2 separate regions of the Homo sapiens genome follow, and region 1 is linked to region 2. Evidence: chromatin contacts called from ENCODE Hi-C or POLR2A ChIA-PET data. All regions are on one chromosome and are shown on one strand. Each heading gives the region's core, a stretch centred on a gene start or an enhancer-like site at or near the end of the contact. The rest is flanking DNA. Distances are from core to core; before and after follow the strand shown.

What was found. A loop is a pair of places that touch in the nucleus more often than their neighbours do. ChIA-PET counts read pairs that join two places held with the same protein, here RNA polymerase II (POLR2A). Pooled maps may share reads with other maps.
Region 1: a map of sigmoid colon shows a loop between it and region 2 (8-fold over the local background). The contact joins the promoter of HPGD here to the enhancer-like site in region 2. A Hi-C loop is called at or near these places in 4 of 168 maps with a recorded cell type or tissue (Caco-2, MCF 10A, natural killer cell and 1 more) and 4 of 50 pooled maps. POLR2A ChIA-PET finds 5 or more read pairs at or near these places in 4 of 52 experiments (Caco-2, GM12878, MCF 10A and 1 more).

The regions. Positions count from the first base shown.
Region 1 is chr4:174,521,238-174,523,737 of GRCh38, forward strand. HPGD (15-hydroxyprostaglandin dehydrogenase) reads right to left here and starts at 1,251. Exons shown (of 7, transcript NM_000860.6): 1 at 1,122-1,251; 2 at 707-830. The coding sequence starts at 1,214. It overlaps LOC105377548 (a long non-coding RNA gene), which reads left to right and starts at 1,376. Exons shown (of 7, transcript XR_007058492.1): 1 at 1,376-1,892; 2 at 2,148-2,184.
Region 2 is chr4:174,456,145-174,459,347 of GRCh38, forward strand. No RefSeq gene overlaps it. Among named protein-coding and RNA genes, the nearest start is that of MIR4276, 34 kb to the left of the region's middle. Within about 2 kb of position 1,552, at least 2 of the 41 ENCODE cell types and tissues checked have a DNase peak (open chromatin) inside an H3K27ac peak, as active enhancers do; they include sigmoid colon, where a contact is called at or near this core.

The sequences.
Region 1 (2,500 bases), core at 1-2,500, 65 kb after region 2:
AACAGCTTTATAATCAAAGCTGTTTATTGTGTATGCCAATATTGTCCCTGATACTTCACAAGTAGATTGGTCTATTTTAAGTGAGTAGCCGGAAACAGGAAAGCATTGAGGAAAGGCTGATAGAGATGTTTCTACTACAATTCTAACATTGTATACTTTATTATGATTACTATTATTATTATTTTAAAGTACTGTCTCATTGGGGAAAAAGCCGGAGAAAACATATGGTCAAAAGCATCTAGCACTTCTGTGATGATGCTCCTTGAACTTGTATTCTGATATGTTTAAACGAAAAACACTGCCACATTTGATTGTCATTGGACTCCAGCTTTCTGGGAGAAGTTGTTTGTCAACAGTACCTTACTTAACCTACTTTAATTTTCCAAGTTTTGTCTGCAATTTCAATCATTTAATAATTACTGCAGCAGCACTGTCTTTGAATACATAAAGGAATTTTGATTACATTAATGCTGCCAAATGACTACAATAAAAGGATTTCTCCAGCAGTCTTGCCTTTCTTTCGGTTTTACAGCTATTGGGCTGTCAGAAGGAAACGTATCAGTCCAAACTGTCTTTTGGAGCTTCAAGGTAGCTGCTCTCGAGGAGGCAGCGGAGGCGGCACCCAGGGCCCCCTGGCCGGGCTGCCTTCAGGTTGTTGCTTGTTGAGAGCACGTTCCCAGTTGACAGATTGATTCCCCTGTCTTACCTCTCAGTTGTTGCTGGTCAGCCACATCGCACTGGATGAACAGAGTCTTCTGAGGTTCAAACTGCTCATCCAGGGCAGCTTTACACTGTACACCTGCTTCAAGATTCCAATCCACCAGCGCTACCTATAGACAAGAGGAGAGGAATCGCGGGCCTGCGCAGCTCACGAAATAGACGGACAAACAATAAACACACAAGAGGCTCCCCTCCTGGACCTGAAATTTGGCAATTAGGTTTGGGTTCCCTCCCAGCCACTTCTGAGGTGTGCTCACAGCCTCAGCTTCAGCAAATTTTGGAAGTGGCAAAGTGGGCACGCCGGGCGCGGCCTCCCTGTCTCCGCCAGTGCACCTCGGGCGGCGGGGCGAGTCTCGGAGTGTGTGGGCAGAGAAATTTCCGCGGCTGGGCGCCGGGCTTACCTTGGCGCCCTTAAGCAGCAGCGCCTCTGCAAAGGCTCTGCCTATGCCCTGAGCCGCGCCGGTCACCAGCGCCACTTTGCCGTTCACGTGCATGGTGCAGCCACTGCTGGGGCGGGCGGTGGGCGAGCTCCGCGTCTCCGCGCGGCCGCGGCTTTTATGCCCCCCTGCGCGCGCGCGCGTGCAGCCCGGCGGGGCGCTCCCCTGCCAGTGGGCGGGGAGGAAACTGTCAAGCCAGCGCCCGCCGGGGAACCCACGACTGTGTCACCTGCCCCCTGAGCGTTCTGGAGCGCCAAGCTTCGCGATCTTTGCCTTCCGGACTCGCAGACCGGCTCAAAGCCTCCCCTCAGCCTCTGGCTCCGTGATTGGCAGGCAGCTGACAGAAGAAAAGTTAAAAGGTTATTTCTGAAGAAGAGTTTCCTTCAGTGCCCTAAAGACCAACTGGATAGAAGGAGAGCGGAGCAGAGGCTTGGAAGCTTGGATCCCTCCTCCTGCACTCCCTCCCGGCCCCGACTCCGGAACAAAACAAGCAAACAATAAAGCAAACTTGTTGCTCTTTTGTCTCAAAGTTTTGTGTGAGTTCCCATCTCGTAATCAGTGGGGTTGAGGGTGACGGGGAGCAGAAGTAACTAATATCATTGTGTTTTCTTAGTTACATTTTGGACAAATTTTTACGGATACTGGAGATGAGAAGTGGACTCTGCTCTGTCCTGAAAACCTGGAATCATAACATTTCATGGCTAGGACTAGAGTGTCCTTGGCGCTGTGTTTCTGGTCAGTGTCAATTGTGTGTCATATTGAGATGCCCCCACAAAAACTGTCATCATCAACAGGCGCTCCAGAGCCGCTGGTAGCCTACCAAATTGTTGGCTCAATGGAATGCTTACTTGTTGAAATACACCAACTTTGGAAGCTCTGAGTCAAGTTTGGGACAGAGGTTCCTTGCTCTCCAGGAACTCCAGGGCTAGCTGTATGCGGACTTGCATAAATAACAAGGGCTATTCCACTGACTTTGTCTCTTTTTCTCAGGTTGTCAGCGGCAGGCTGCAATTTTAATTCTGTAAACGTAAGTGGTTGGCTTTTTTTTTTTTTTTTTTTTTTTAATCTTGAGACAAGATCTCGCTCTGTCTGTTTGGCTAGAATGCAGTGGCATAATCCCAGCTCGCTGCAACCTCAATCTCCAGGGCTCAAGCGACCCTCCCACCTTGGACTCCCAAAGAGTGCTAAGATTACAGGCATGAGCCACTATGCCCAGCTGGCATTTATTTTCTTAAAGAAAAAAAAAATCTAAATACTTGGGGGAAATGGGAGTTGAGCAAAAGACTGACACTAACAGCAGAATGAATCATTTTTATATCTTCTTTACCTTCTTTACTGGGAAA
Region 2 (3,203 bases), core at 302-2,801:
CTGCACATACTATTTATACTTTTTTTATTTTACATTTAGAAGTTGTCTACCAATGTTTGGGAGCTAGAAAGCTATGAATAATAAAACATGGTAGATCTTTTACATGCACTCAGTATTTTTTCAATATACAGTCTCAGGGTTTTGTAGTTGTTTTTTTCCCCCGTCTTGGAACTATACCAGTATACTGAAGGTTAGAAGTCATACTGAAGAATTTGCTCCTTTAAGATTTTAGCAAATATAATATTCTAAAGCTGTCACTTGGGCAATCAAAGCTTCTGTCTTTGAAGTAGAGATTTTCAGAGAGAAATAAAAAATAAGATCCGGAGTTTGCCTCATGCCATTTTTAAAAGTTCTTTCTGGTAAGTACTTCACACACTTTGCAGAAATTGGATTCAGATCCTTTGGCTATAAGAAGGAAGCATAATTATCAACTGGCCACGGGACCATTATAAGAATGATGACTTGTGTGTTTAAGCTGACTTTCTGAATTTTAATTTTTGGCATCATACTTACAAATGTTTTGTTAGAGATCAATAAACAAATGTAAATTGATCTTTCTTCTGAGACTGGGATTTTTTGCTACACTCTATTTGATTTAGTAACTCTAAGTTTCTTTTCTGGATTGTATGACTAGTTTTTATGGTGGGAGTGCGGATGTGGAGTGGAGAGTGATGAGGAAAATTGACTCTGTAGTTCCGGTGGCTCAATAAACTTTGATATTCCACCAGATTTAGTCCATTTTGCCAGAACCCCAGTGGAGAAGAACAGGCTTCTGGTGACTGAGCTAATCTGAAACCTAGAAGCCTAAACAGTATAATTTAAAATATATTCTGATTAAATAAAATAAAAGTAAAAGGTCAGAATTTCAAACATAGAAGGATTTGACATTAATCTACTGGTAAATTGGTACTGTACTTGAAATGAGGCTTGAATGGTGCTTTTTTTTTCCCCCTGAAATCAAATCATAGACATATAAAACAGGATTTTTCATTTCTAAAAACTATGCAAAGCATTACATTTTCTTAATATTATAACTTTACACACAAAAGCATTTTCTCAAAATAAAATACTAGATCAATAACAAGTGGTAGTTATACACCTTCATTTAATACCTTTCTCTCTTTCTGTCTCAGACAGAAAGAAATGAAAACATTTAAGGCTTTTATTCTGTAGGAGGAAAACATCTTTCCCAAAGTGATTTTACAAAGATTTTCTTTCAAGCTACTCCATAAATATTTGGAAACCTCCCCTAAATCAAGTAATCTTTTATTTGACATATCAGAAAAAAGGCAGCCAAAGATGTAGTAGACAGATAGCAGAATGGAAGGGAAAAGAATGGCCCTATTGCTTTAGGAGAAGCCAAGTGTATTAAATAAGAGCTAAACCAGCTTTGGTTATGTCTGGATGCAATTCTAGTACTTAATCATTGCTTTTTTTTTGTTTGTTTCCAGTGAGACAAGTAGACATTTTTTACGAAGCTGGTTTGTTTCCAGTTTGGATGGAAAGTGCAGCATAAGTATCATGCAAATATCTTGTACGGACTAATCGCCAAGAAAATCACTGACTCGCAGGATACGGTGGAGTGAGGCTGTAGGGAAAGAGAGTAGGGAGGCAAGCTGTAAGGTTTAAAATATGGCATCCATTCGGGTTGTTTGTAGCAAGCTTCTGGCCTAAAAGCTCTTCTTGTGCTAGGACATGTTCTGATTACTTTGCCAAGTGTTGGTGTCAGGGTTCATAGTCATATAAATACGCAGTCCAAGCTTTAAGACAGAATTCATAAACACTCTCTACACAGTACTGGCATGGGGGGAAGTAAGTGCGGTTAGTTTGGGGATAATTTTTGTCACTCTACTACTCTTTCCTCATCTTTACCTGTCCTTATCATCTGTTCCCCACTCAGACCTGCTTCCTCTACAGGTCGTCACACACTAGAAAACTCTTTCTTTCAGGACTTTCCTTGACCTAATAATACATATATTCCATTTCCTTAAGGTTCTTATCTCTGTTGAAGCTAATCTGATAAACTAATATCTGCTGAGTTGTTTAATAACAAATAACTTCTACCTTGCCCATCTAAGAATATAATTTTAAATATTAACATCTTGCTAAGCTTTATCTCAAAAGAATGACTAAGATTGAGTATTTTATATAATAGAGCAGCTGATTAGTACAGAGAAAATATTAGACTAAGCAACCCTGAAATGAGTTGCTTTTTGGGCTATTTTTTAACCAGGGCTTTCAAAGTTGGCATCAAACACTTATAAAAAGCAGTTGAATGAGCTACTAAATATATGCAACATTGAAAGAGTGCTTGGTCCTAATTAACTCATAGTTTTTTCCACTTCGTATTTTTTTCTTAACTTTAAAATATTTAATTGGCAAACAAAAATTGTATATATTCAAAGTACATAGTGTGATGATTTGATACACCTACACATTTTGTAATGATTACTGCAATCAAATTAATAAACACATCCATCATCACCCATAGCTACCTTTTGTGTGTGTGTGTGAATGTGTGGTGAGGTTCACTTAAAATATGCTCTCTTATCAAATCTCAAATATACAATAAAGTACAGTAATTAACTATAGTCACCATGCTGTATGTTAGATCCCCAGAACTTGTTCATCTTATAACTGAAAGTTTGTCGTTTTGACTAACATGTCCACATTTTCCCCACACTCCAGCCTCCGGCAACCACCCATTCTACTCTCTGCTTCTGTGAATTCAACTTTTGAAGATTCCACATACAAGTGAGATCATTCAGTATTTGCAGTATTTGTCTTTCTGTTCCTAGCTAATTCCACTAAGCATAATGTCCTTCAAGTTCATCCATATTGTTGCAAAAGGCAGGATTTCCTTTTTTAATGACTGAATAATACTCCATTGTGTGTGTGTGTACATTTTCTTTACCTTTCAATGAACACTTACATTGTTTATGTAGCTCGTCTATTGTGAATAACATTGCAATGAACACAGGAGTATAGATATCTCTTCCAAATACTGATTTTATTTCCTTTGTTTACATACCCAGAAGAGAGATTGCTGGTACATGTGGTAGTTCTATTTTTAATTTTTTGAGGAACGTCCATACTGTTTTCAAAATGGTTGTATCAATTTACAGTCCCATTAACAGTATACAAGGGTTCCCTTTTCTCCACGTTCTTGCCAACACTTGTTATCTCTTGTTTTTTCTATGACA